Linked DNA regions of Mus musculus: region 1 is linked to region 2. Evidence: chromatin contacts called from ENCODE Hi-C data. All regions are on one chromosome and are shown on one strand. The core of a region is the stretch at or near the end of the contact, and the rest is flanking DNA. Distances in the headings are between cores, read along the strand shown. Region 1 has its middle 35 kb from the start of Dock9. Region 2 holds the start of Dock9 (dedicator of cytokinesis 9).

Region 1 (4,967 bases), core at 2,273-4,772, 36 kb after region 2:
CAATGCACATAAAATAAAAATAAATGAAAAATTTCCCAGCACTTGGGAGGCAGAGGCAGAAGGATCCCTGTGAGTTCAAGATCAGCCTGGTCTACAGAGCAAGTTCCAGGACAGTCAAGCTACACAAAGAAACCCTGTCTCAAAAAACATGAATGAATGAATGAGTAAATGAATACATAAACACAAAATGTTGCATACATAAGATGAAACACTATTAAGAATGAGATGTGGCCCCAAATGCCAGCCCTGGTTCCACTGGCCCCTGAAGTGGCTGGAAGAAAGGCATCCAGGTACCTGCCACCAAGGCCCAAGTATGGGTCGGCCGTCCTGTTGCAGCTGGCATCTGTGTCAATGTCTGTGGCCCGAGTTACCACCAAAAGCCAAGCAGATATCTGGGCTGGGCTGCCACCAGAGACTATGTGGGATATCTGAGGGCCATGCTGCTGCAGGGGTGGGGGTCGGGGGGGGGGGGGGTGTAAATCTAGGTCCAAGGTCTTATGGCAGTTGAGATCAAAGCCCATGCAGATATCCTTGGTCTGGATGGCTGCCTGAGGCACTGTGCTGATATGGCCCCACCCCTTGCCTGGGTAACACAGTAGAGCTGACCCTGACTGCAGGGGAGTGGGTGGGCTGACCAGAGGGTGTGAGAGTGGGAAGCTGACCCCGCCTCTCATCTGCTGTAGGGTGGTAGGGGCAGGGAAGAGAAGCTCTCCCCCCACCTCACCCCTCAATGCCTGCAGCAGGCGGGTGAACATCCTCCAAGGTCAAGAGCCAGAGAGGTGGCCCTGCTCCTTTCTAGCTGCAGAACTCTGGAGAGGGAGCCCTACACCTTGCCTGGGCAACACGATAGAGCTGGCTCTGGTGGCAAAGGCACAGAACAGGTATATGAATCTGGTGGGGCAGAGAAAGACACAATTGAGACCCTACTAACATCAATGCTTTTTTTAATGAGCATATCTGTGATCTATATATATGGATGATACCCTGAAATATTTTGTCTTGAGATATTTATACCAATCGTTTTCTCTGTACAGTGGACATAAGGCTCTCAATTTCCACAATCAGTGTTTTCTGCCTGTTATAGTTTAATGAGTGCTAAAATAAATAAATCTCACTGTTAAGTAAAATGGTGCATACTGATGAAGCCTTGGAGCAGGTCTTCCTCTGCAGTAGACAGGCCCCGCCCTCTCCCCACTCTGCAGCAGGCAGGTTCTGCCCTTCTTCCTCTGCAGCAGACAGGTCCCATCCCCACCTCTTCTCCAACAGACAAGTCCCACCCCTCCCTTCTTCCTCTGCAGTTTGTTAGGACCCGCCCCTCCTCCACTGCAGACAGTTCCTGCCTCATCTTTTTCTGAAATAAATAAGCCCCTCCCCGTCTTCCTCTACAGTTGATAGATCCCGCCCCCTCCTCCTCTGCAGACAGGTCATATCCCTCCTCCTCTGTAGTTGATAGGTCCAGCCCCTCCTCCTCTGTAGTAAACAGGTCCCGCCCCCTCCTCCTCTGTAGTAAGCAGGTCCCGCCCTTTCCTCCTCTGCAGCAGACAGGTCCTGCCCCCTCTTTCTCTGCTGAATGAAGGCTGCATGGCCAAGCAGTTGCAACTACACAGCAGAGTACCCACAGCTAAGATGCAGGGGGAAACTCAGACTGAGAGCCAACTGCGCCTCGAAAACATCAGCCCAACTCACTGCAGTGATCTAAACAGAGAGTTGAATCCACTGAGCATCATGAGGAAAGGCACTGAAGGAACACGGAAAACAAACTATCCACAGCCAAGGTCCTGCAGCGAGCGCTGGAACCTTGCAGGCAGTGCTGAGGCGTTGGTGGGTGCCCCAACACCGGAAAGCCACGAGGCTCCTCCCACCAGATGCAGCAAGGCAGGCAGAGGGTATTACTGAAGAACAATTACAACAAAGCCCAGCTTTTACTCTTCCCAAATGCCTCAAGCTCTTTAACACACCACCATTTTGCATTTACACCTTCTGCCTGCCCCCTAGTTCAATGCACCCCATCCCAAAGATATATACAGACACAAAAGAGAAGGGTGTCATCTATTCTGTGCTCTTCGAACAGTATCCAATGTCAAATGGCTGTTAATTAGCATACAAGTCAAAAGACCTTCACAGTCAATGGTTTTTGTAAGAACTAGAAAGGACCAAGTCTGAAGGAAGTTAAGTACTCAGAAAAATCTTGATGCTATGAAAGGCTAAATTCTATACTAGTTTAACCATGAAAAAAACTTCAATTTTAAGGTAGTAGGGACAAAAACTAAAATATTAAATTTACAATGAGCAAAATAAAGAGTTGCATTATCCCAGTATGATAATGGGATATAAATAACATGATAATAAATGATATACATAATGAAAGAAACTCAAGGGTCTGGAGAGACGGCTCAGTCAACAAAGGCCCTTCAAGTAGGACCTGAGTTCAATCCCTAAGAACCACATAAAAATGGCAGGTGCACTTGTAATTAGCACTGAGGGGTTAGAGACAGGCTCGCTGGCCAGTCTGGCCTTAGCAGTGAGCTCTGGGCCAAGGAGAGAACCTGTCTCAAATGAAGTGTACAGTGTTCCTGAGAATGGCACCAAAGATTTCCTCTAGCCTCCATGTGTGCAGCAGAAGTACATGTACACACAGGTACACACACGCACGTGTTCACGCGAGCGTGCACACACACACACACACACACACACCAAGAAAAATTGAAGACTAGTCGTTTTTTTTTTCTTCCTTTGTGCCCTTACTCCCGGTATGCAGCAGCAATCCGGTTCTAACTGACCAGCCTCTCTTTCCCTCAGCTATGATCAGCAGAAACACAATATATCACACACAGCAACACAAGAGGTGTTTACTTCTCCCACAACTACAGAAAGGAAGTCAAACTTGACAGTGCTGGCCTTGAGCAGAATGGGACTTTCTCAGAGGAAGAAAGTGGAACTGGCAATGTCTGCTTCAGCTTACGAGCTTTCCCTGCAGTGGAAGGTTTAGATGGACTGGCCTCCTGCCAGACAACCTATGTGCCACCCTCACATCAGCTACAGCAGCCTGGATGTGAGCATCTCCAGGGCTGCCGCTTGTCCAGCAAGAACAAGCAATCAGGACAAACTCCCAATGCACTGAGCTAATACGTCCAATTACTCTGTAAAGCAAAAATCCCGAGGAAAAATCTATACTCAAGAATGAGATCCCAACTCAATCTTCCACATCAATTGTGCTAGAACTGGCAGTCAACATTTAAATGGGAAGACTAGGGAAAGGTCTTAGATGGAAGCAGAGGAACCCGGAAGCAGTGTCATACCCAGAACACACTCGCACACCCGCACTCGTACGCACATGCACGCACGCGTGCACGTGTGTGCACGCACACACATACACACACACACGAATACACATACAATGGCATGCACTTGTAGTTCCAGAGCTGGCAGTTAGAGACAGACATATTCCTGAGAGTTGCCAGCTAGCCTTAGGTACTCTGCAAATTCCAGGCTGGTGTGAGACACTCTCATAAAACAAACCATAACATAGATGGAGCCTAAGAAAAGCATCCAAAGGCTGTGCTCTGGTCTCCACACATATATACAGGTACTCCAGGACACACATGTACAACCACACAGATAGATAGACAGACAGACAGACTGACTTGAACTTCAATCATTCTACACTTACCAGATAGGTTCGTTTTCCAGGGTAAATGGAGAGGATCCCTCGTCGTTTAAATATAAACAGAACCTTCCTGTAGACACTTTACATTCCCCAACCTTACAAAGCTGGAGACTGCACTCAAACATCTGCGCTTGACTTGCTTCTCTTGATGATCACAGGGAGGCCCCTCTTCACCATATAGCTCTCTGCTTGCTGATTTACATACTGCCTTATTCCAAAAGTGACTCACACACATAAGATCAAAATAAGCAGATGGGACCAGGCGTACTGTCACAAATGACAACCATGAAACAAGAAGCAAGACTTAATCGGTTAAAAGTCCTTCCGGTACTTGTACCTGTCAGAGTAGAGAGGGTCTCTCAGAAGTCTGAAACCCTATCAACTTCAAAAAAGTAGCCAGGTGTGGTGGTGCACACCTTTAATTCCAGATCTCAGGAGGTAGAGGCAAGTGGATCTCTGTGAATTTGAGCCCAGCCTGGTCTACACTAAGAATTTCAGGTTAACCAAAGCTCCATAATGAGACCCTGTCTTAAGAAAGAAAGAAAGAAAGAAAGAAAGAAAGAAAGAAAGAAAGAAAGAAAGAAAGAAAGAAAGAAAGGAAGGAAGGAAGGAAGGAAGGAAGGAAGGAAGGAAAGAAAGAAAGAAAGAAAGAAAGAAAGAAAGAAAGAAAGAAAGAAGAGGAGAGGGGAGGGGAGGGGAGGGGAGGGGAGGAGAGGAGAGAAAAGGCAAGGCAAGGCAAGGCGAGGCAAGGAAATCAAAGCAAGTTTGGAATGGTGGCACATGCCTTTAAAACAGCACTTAGGAAGCAAGTGAAATTTGAATCATACCAAGTTCCAGGCCAGCCTAAGAGACCCTATCTCAAACCACCCTCCACCCCCACATAAACACACTTATGCAGTTGTTACTCAGGAAAACACAATCATTAGGAATATGGTGAGAAGAGATTTCTCTCCAGGCTTGTCATAAAGAAGATAAAAACAAAAAACAAAAAAAAAACAGAAAAACAACAGCAACTATGCAACTGCTTACAATTGGCACAACGGGGCCCACCCTGAGAGCCTCGGACAAGTCAGTCACTTACTACCCTGCGATAAGTACCATTTTATCTGAATTCAGAAGATAAAGAGCAGATGAGAACGAGGAGCAGACAGATGACGCCCGCAGTCACACATCGAGGAAGTAATGGATGTAGGTTTTCAACCCTGAAGGCTGGCTTCAGAATCGCACTCTTTAAAGAAATAACAGTTCATTAATATGTATGTACGTATGTGTGTTTGTGGACAAGAATGCGCATGTGGAT
Region 2 (5,252 bases), core at 207-2,706:
ATCTTCCACTCTAGGATTTCACCCTAGGAGGCATGCAGGTGACTCAAGCCACGATGATACAATGAGCTATCTATCAGGCTTGAAGATAGGGAGCAAACAACTGTAAACTTTATATTCCAGAAAAGGGGCGGAGGCAGTAAATCTGTATGTTAAAAATGAACTGTGTGCGTGTGGCGGGGTGGGGTGGGAGGGGGAGCCAACTTATTTGACTGACTTTCAGTCAAGAACAAGCAGTACAGTTTTGAAGGCGGCGCAATACAAGTAAGTTAACCCCCCTCATCACAAAGGAAAGCGATTCGGTCAGGGTGAAATATGCTCTTGGAGAGTTTAAGCTCCCACCCTCACAGCTGTTAATTGCCAGTGCAGTAAACTGGAAACCAAACACTAGAGCACTAGAGCAGCCACAACTGAACTTCCATGTTTGGGGTGGGGAAAGCTACACAGAGGTACTAGGCACTAGCTTGACAATCCCTTTAACAGCCCGTGTGAAAGGCTCAATTGTCCCCTCGGCAGAGCACGCTGGTGGTTTCTGCAGCTTGCTTTAAAAAATTATGTGCCTTTATTGTACTAAAGAAATTCCAAACGGGAAGCACAGCCTACTCATTGACGGTTAACAACACAATTACTTTACATGGTCTTCCCTTCCAGAGTCTAAGAAGGCACTTGAGTTTGTTCAAACTACTATGGGTTTGGCTAATGCTAAAACATCAACTTTGCTGTCAGCTGAGATTCTTTCTGACTCTGTTCAACACAAACGCCCCTGATAAAAATAAACAAGGGGAAGAGACCGGCGTGCACTCCTCAGCACCTACCTGCCTTGTTTTCTCACTGACATAAATAGACAATGCACAGAAGGGTTTAAGTCTGCAAAATACTTCCTTTCCAACTCCCAGGGTGCTGTTAAAACCCCCGCCCAGTTGACTTCTGAAAAAAAAAAATCGTTGTGGCTAGGTGTGACAAAATTTTTGAACAATACTAAATTGTTTTATGCAAAGCTCCTCCCAGAAACCTGTTCACCCACAAACGTCAACATTTCTTTCCTGAGGAAGGATGGAAGTAGACTTCAGGCCAGTCTATAAGGAAAGGTAGAGATAAGGGTTTCCTAGAGACAGGCGGAGCAAGTCAGAAAGGAGCAAGTCGGAAAGTCAGAAAGAGCAGCGGGATGCGGTGGGTCACTGACTCATTCAGAAGCAGTCACGGTCCCGGGACAGGGCGACAGGACGGGACTCTTACCAATGTGGAGCTCTCTGCCTCCACGTCTGCCTGAGCTGCATCCTTGTACTGCAGGGGGGACTCGATGACCAACTCCTTCTTGTCACTTCTACCGCTCGTCCTGTACTTCTCAGCCTGCATTCTCCACACAGACCACTGTCAGAAAGCCTGCAGCAGGGACAGCTGAGAGTCCCCCACCAGCCGCACCGCTGGCCAGAGAAAGGAAAGGAAGCCTGAAGCCTGTTTCCCAGGCACTGGAAGTGCAGAGCCTGAGGGGTGGGGAAGGCATGACCGAGAAGGCCAGCCTCTAGGGGTGTTACTACAGCTAGGAGAATGGGAGGCTCCTGCTCGCTGGCCAAAGAAAAACAACCCCCAAACAGAACAATACACAGTGTACTGCCTCTGCAATGAAAGACCAGCCTCATTGTGTCTGTTCCACACAGCGTGGGCCAAATCAATGTGAATCCAAATAGTGCAGCATTGAGAAGGAAGCCTGCCGATCCCAGCGAGGCTCCCTCATAAGGACTTCCGATCTGAAGCCCCCAGCTAGGTCGCCTGGCTGGTCTAAAAGTTGCAGTTTCAAAACGCTTTCATTTGTGTTATGGCTAAGCACCAAGAACTTGGCTCCTGATCAAAGCAGGACCAAACGAGCAAGCAAGGGTGTTCCCAGGAGGTACAGTTCAAGAAATCATTTCTCCTTGCAGGACAGACAGCAGCAGACAAACTCATGTATCTGTTTTATGCCAGGGAGATGATACCGTAATGCTGAATAAATTAATAATGCAGCCAAAGCATTTACCATGGACATTTTCTTTGCACACAACAACGTGTGTGTGCCAGGATGTAGTGTGCCCAGTGTTAAAGGATGGAGAAGGTCAGAGTGGAAACGTAAAGCAGAAAGTCTCTTCCCTCAAGAATAGGAAAAAGATGGGAAGTCCAAAGATATCCTGAAGAAGAGAGATACACAGATGTTCTTGCAGAAGTCTGCTATCAGGAGTTACAGAGCCAAAGTTTGGAGCTGAGATGAAAGGATGGACCATGTAGAGACTGCCATATCCAGGGATCCACCCCATAATCAGCATCCAAACGCTGACACCATTGCATACACTAGCAAGATTTTATTGAAAGGACCCAGATGTAGCTGTCTCTTGTGAGACTAGGCCGGGGCCTAGCAAACACAGAAGTGGATGCTCACAGTCAGCTATTGGATGGGTCACACGGCCCCCAATGGAGGAGCTAGAGAAAGTAGCCAAGGAGCTAAAGGGATCTGCAACCCTATAGGTGGAACAACATTATGAACTAACCAGTACCCCGGAGCTCTTGACTCTAGCTGCATATATATCAAAAGATGGCCTAGTCGGCCATCACTGGAAAGAGAGGCCCATTGGACTTGCAAACTTTATATGCCCCAGTACAGGGGAACACCAGGGCCAAAAAGGGGGAGTGGGTGGGCAGGGGAGTGGGGGTGGGTGGATATGGGGGACTTTTGGTATAGCATTGGAAATGTAAATGAGTTAAATACCTAATAAAAAATGGAAAAAAAAAAAAAAAGAAGTCTGCTATCTTTTTTGTTTCCTCATATTCCCTGAAGGAGTAACTTTTTAAGAGATCAACTAGCAAAAATCAAAACACAAGCATCGGAGAGGTTCGCTACAAGGATGCACGAAGGGGTTTGCTACAAAGATGCACGAAGGGGTTTGCTACAAAGATGCACAGAAAGCATGTACTACAGGTGGGTTAAATGTAAAGATGCCCTTCGGGTGGAACCCCTCCCATTTAGTGCCTGTTCACTTCTTTGAAATCAAGACCTGTCTAGTAACAGATACAAATATTATAATAGTCAGTAAATAGCATCCACAGTCTCAATGTACAAAATAGTCTAGGACCAGAAGCCAGCAGAAGAAATGCAGTCCAAACCCACCCAGCCCCACCATCACTCTGCAGGCACCAGGATGATGGAGACTGCCAGAGCTCAGTAGGACTCAAGTGGAAACTGAGAGGCCACACAGTGCCTAACTGCCCTCCCTCTTTCCCTTCAGCACCTGCCACTGTCATTTAAACACCAGAAATCCTTCTGACTATGATCACCACTGTGTAGTAAATAAATTACTGAGTCCATTTAAAAAATAGTTAACTTGCTGGGTGTGGCTGTTCACACCTATAATTCCAAAACTCGGGGATAACTAAGGCAGGAGGATTGCCACCAGTTCAAGGCCTGCCTAGAACTAAAAGTAAGCTCCTGTATCAAGAAAAAAAAATCAAAACCTAGCTTTTATAATAAATACACTTTTAAAGAGTTGGGTACATAGCTCTGTTGGTAGTGTTTGCCTGGCATGCACAAAGCCCTGCGTTCAATCCTTAGCATCACATAAATCAGAAATTGGGATCCATGCCTGTAATCATAGCATTCTGGAGGTAGAGACTGAAGGGTCAGAACTTCAAGATCTTTCTATCGTTAAAACACATATGAAGTTCAAGGCCCACCCACCATGACCCCTTCCCCGAAAGACTAAAGAAAAGAAAGAATAAACTATCCAAGATTTAGAAACTGGGTAGGTTATGGTGGTGACCACTCATTTACTCTCTTCACTCAGGACACAGAGGCAGGCTTCGGAACTCCGAGTTTGAGGCCTGTCTACTCTACATAGTAAGTTCCAGGACAGCCAGGACTTCAGAGAGAAACCCTGTCTCAAGAAAGAAAAAAATAAAATAAAATATATAGAAGAGGCTAGCTTATAGATTATCTTTCAAGGCAAACTCTGGCATTCTAATCAAAGCTGCATCCCAAAATAATAGAATCCAGGAATTTGAAAAACCATTCTAAGGTTACAGAGGGGCAGGAGTAGAGAGTTTCAGTTACATACAAATAAAGCCAAAAGAAGAACGAAATTAAAATTTAGAGGTGTCCTAGATAAGAGGCTAGAAATCACAGCACAAACCACAGACATGAGCAACAGCTCACAAACCTTCTAGGTGGCTCACAGGATAGGCCTAATCTTCCTCAGATTTCCACTGCCACTCAGCAGCCAGCAGCTAAGGAAACAAGCTATCCAATTTGTTGAGTCAACCCGCAGTGGTATCCATAGTAGTCTGCTGGGTTAAGACGTTGCCTGAGAAGCACTGTTTGCCCTGTACAAAGCACTGCTTACAGTCTGCAGTCTTACCTACTCTTGGAAACTCTATGTCAGTTAGCCCTGTTTCTCACACGGGCAAACTGATTCGGACTTTAAACGTACATACTAAACAGCCTTCACACAATGGCGTACAGATGCTCACTTGGGGGTAACTGCTGTTGCTATTCCCAAGCTGAAGAATATACTTAAGTCTTAAATTCGGAACTCTGGCTTTACGGCCTAAAAGGACAGACAATTCCACCAACTATGCTGTTGCAATACCTTACAAAGATCTGCAGCAACTGAAAATAAATCCTTTAGTGGCTGGGGAATTGGGATGGTACATCTGTATAGTCTCAGCACCCCAGGCTGTGAGTTCAAAGCAGCCTAGACTACTTTTCAAGATGGTGTCTCAAAGCCACAATGAGAGGGCTCAGCAAGCACGAGGTCATGAGTGTGGATTCCCAGTCCCTACATAAAAGCCAGGTGTAGCCGTGTGTATGTCTGCAAACCACTGCTGATGGGGGAAGGGACAGGAGGATTTTGTAGCTAATTTGATAGCCAGTAGCAGAATAGAAGACCTCCAGGCTCAGTGAGAAATCCCATCTCAAAAAAGTAAGGTGAAAAGCAATCAAAACCTTAACAACTACTTCTGGTCTTCATAGGTGCTCACACTCCTGAATGCACACAAGCTCACACCTATGTACACACACACACACATACACAAATACACACACCTCTCTCATGCACATACACACTGCTAACTATCCTCTCTGCTGAACCTGTCAGTTGTTTTCAAATACTGAGCACCACATGTTAATGTATCAGGTAGGCACTGTCTTAAGGATTTTGTATATTTTCTTTAAATTAAAAAAAAAAAAAAAAAAAAAAAAAAAAAAAGCAATGACTTTAAATGTCTTTTGTAAC

What was found. A loop is a pair of places that touch in the nucleus more often than their neighbours do.
Region 1: a loop to region 2 is called in a map of adrenal gland, with 2.5 times the contacts of the local background. The contact joins the enhancer-like site here to the promoter of Dock9 in region 2. A Hi-C loop is called at or near these places in 1 of 37 maps with a recorded cell type or tissue (adrenal gland).

The regions. Positions count from the first base shown.
Region 1 is chr14:121,730,542-121,735,508 of GRCm38, forward strand. It overlaps a transcript of Dock9 not described here. Among named protein-coding and RNA genes, the nearest start is that of Dock9, 35 kb to the left of the region's middle. Within about 2 kb of position 3,523, at least 1 of the 3 ENCODE cell types and tissues checked has a DNase peak (open chromatin) inside an H3K27ac peak, as active enhancers do.
Region 2 is chr14:121,696,961-121,702,212 of GRCm38, forward strand. Dock9 (dedicator of cytokinesis 9) reads right to left here and starts at 1,457. Exons shown (of 54, transcript NM_001081039.1): 1 at 1,234-1,457. The coding sequence starts at 1,353.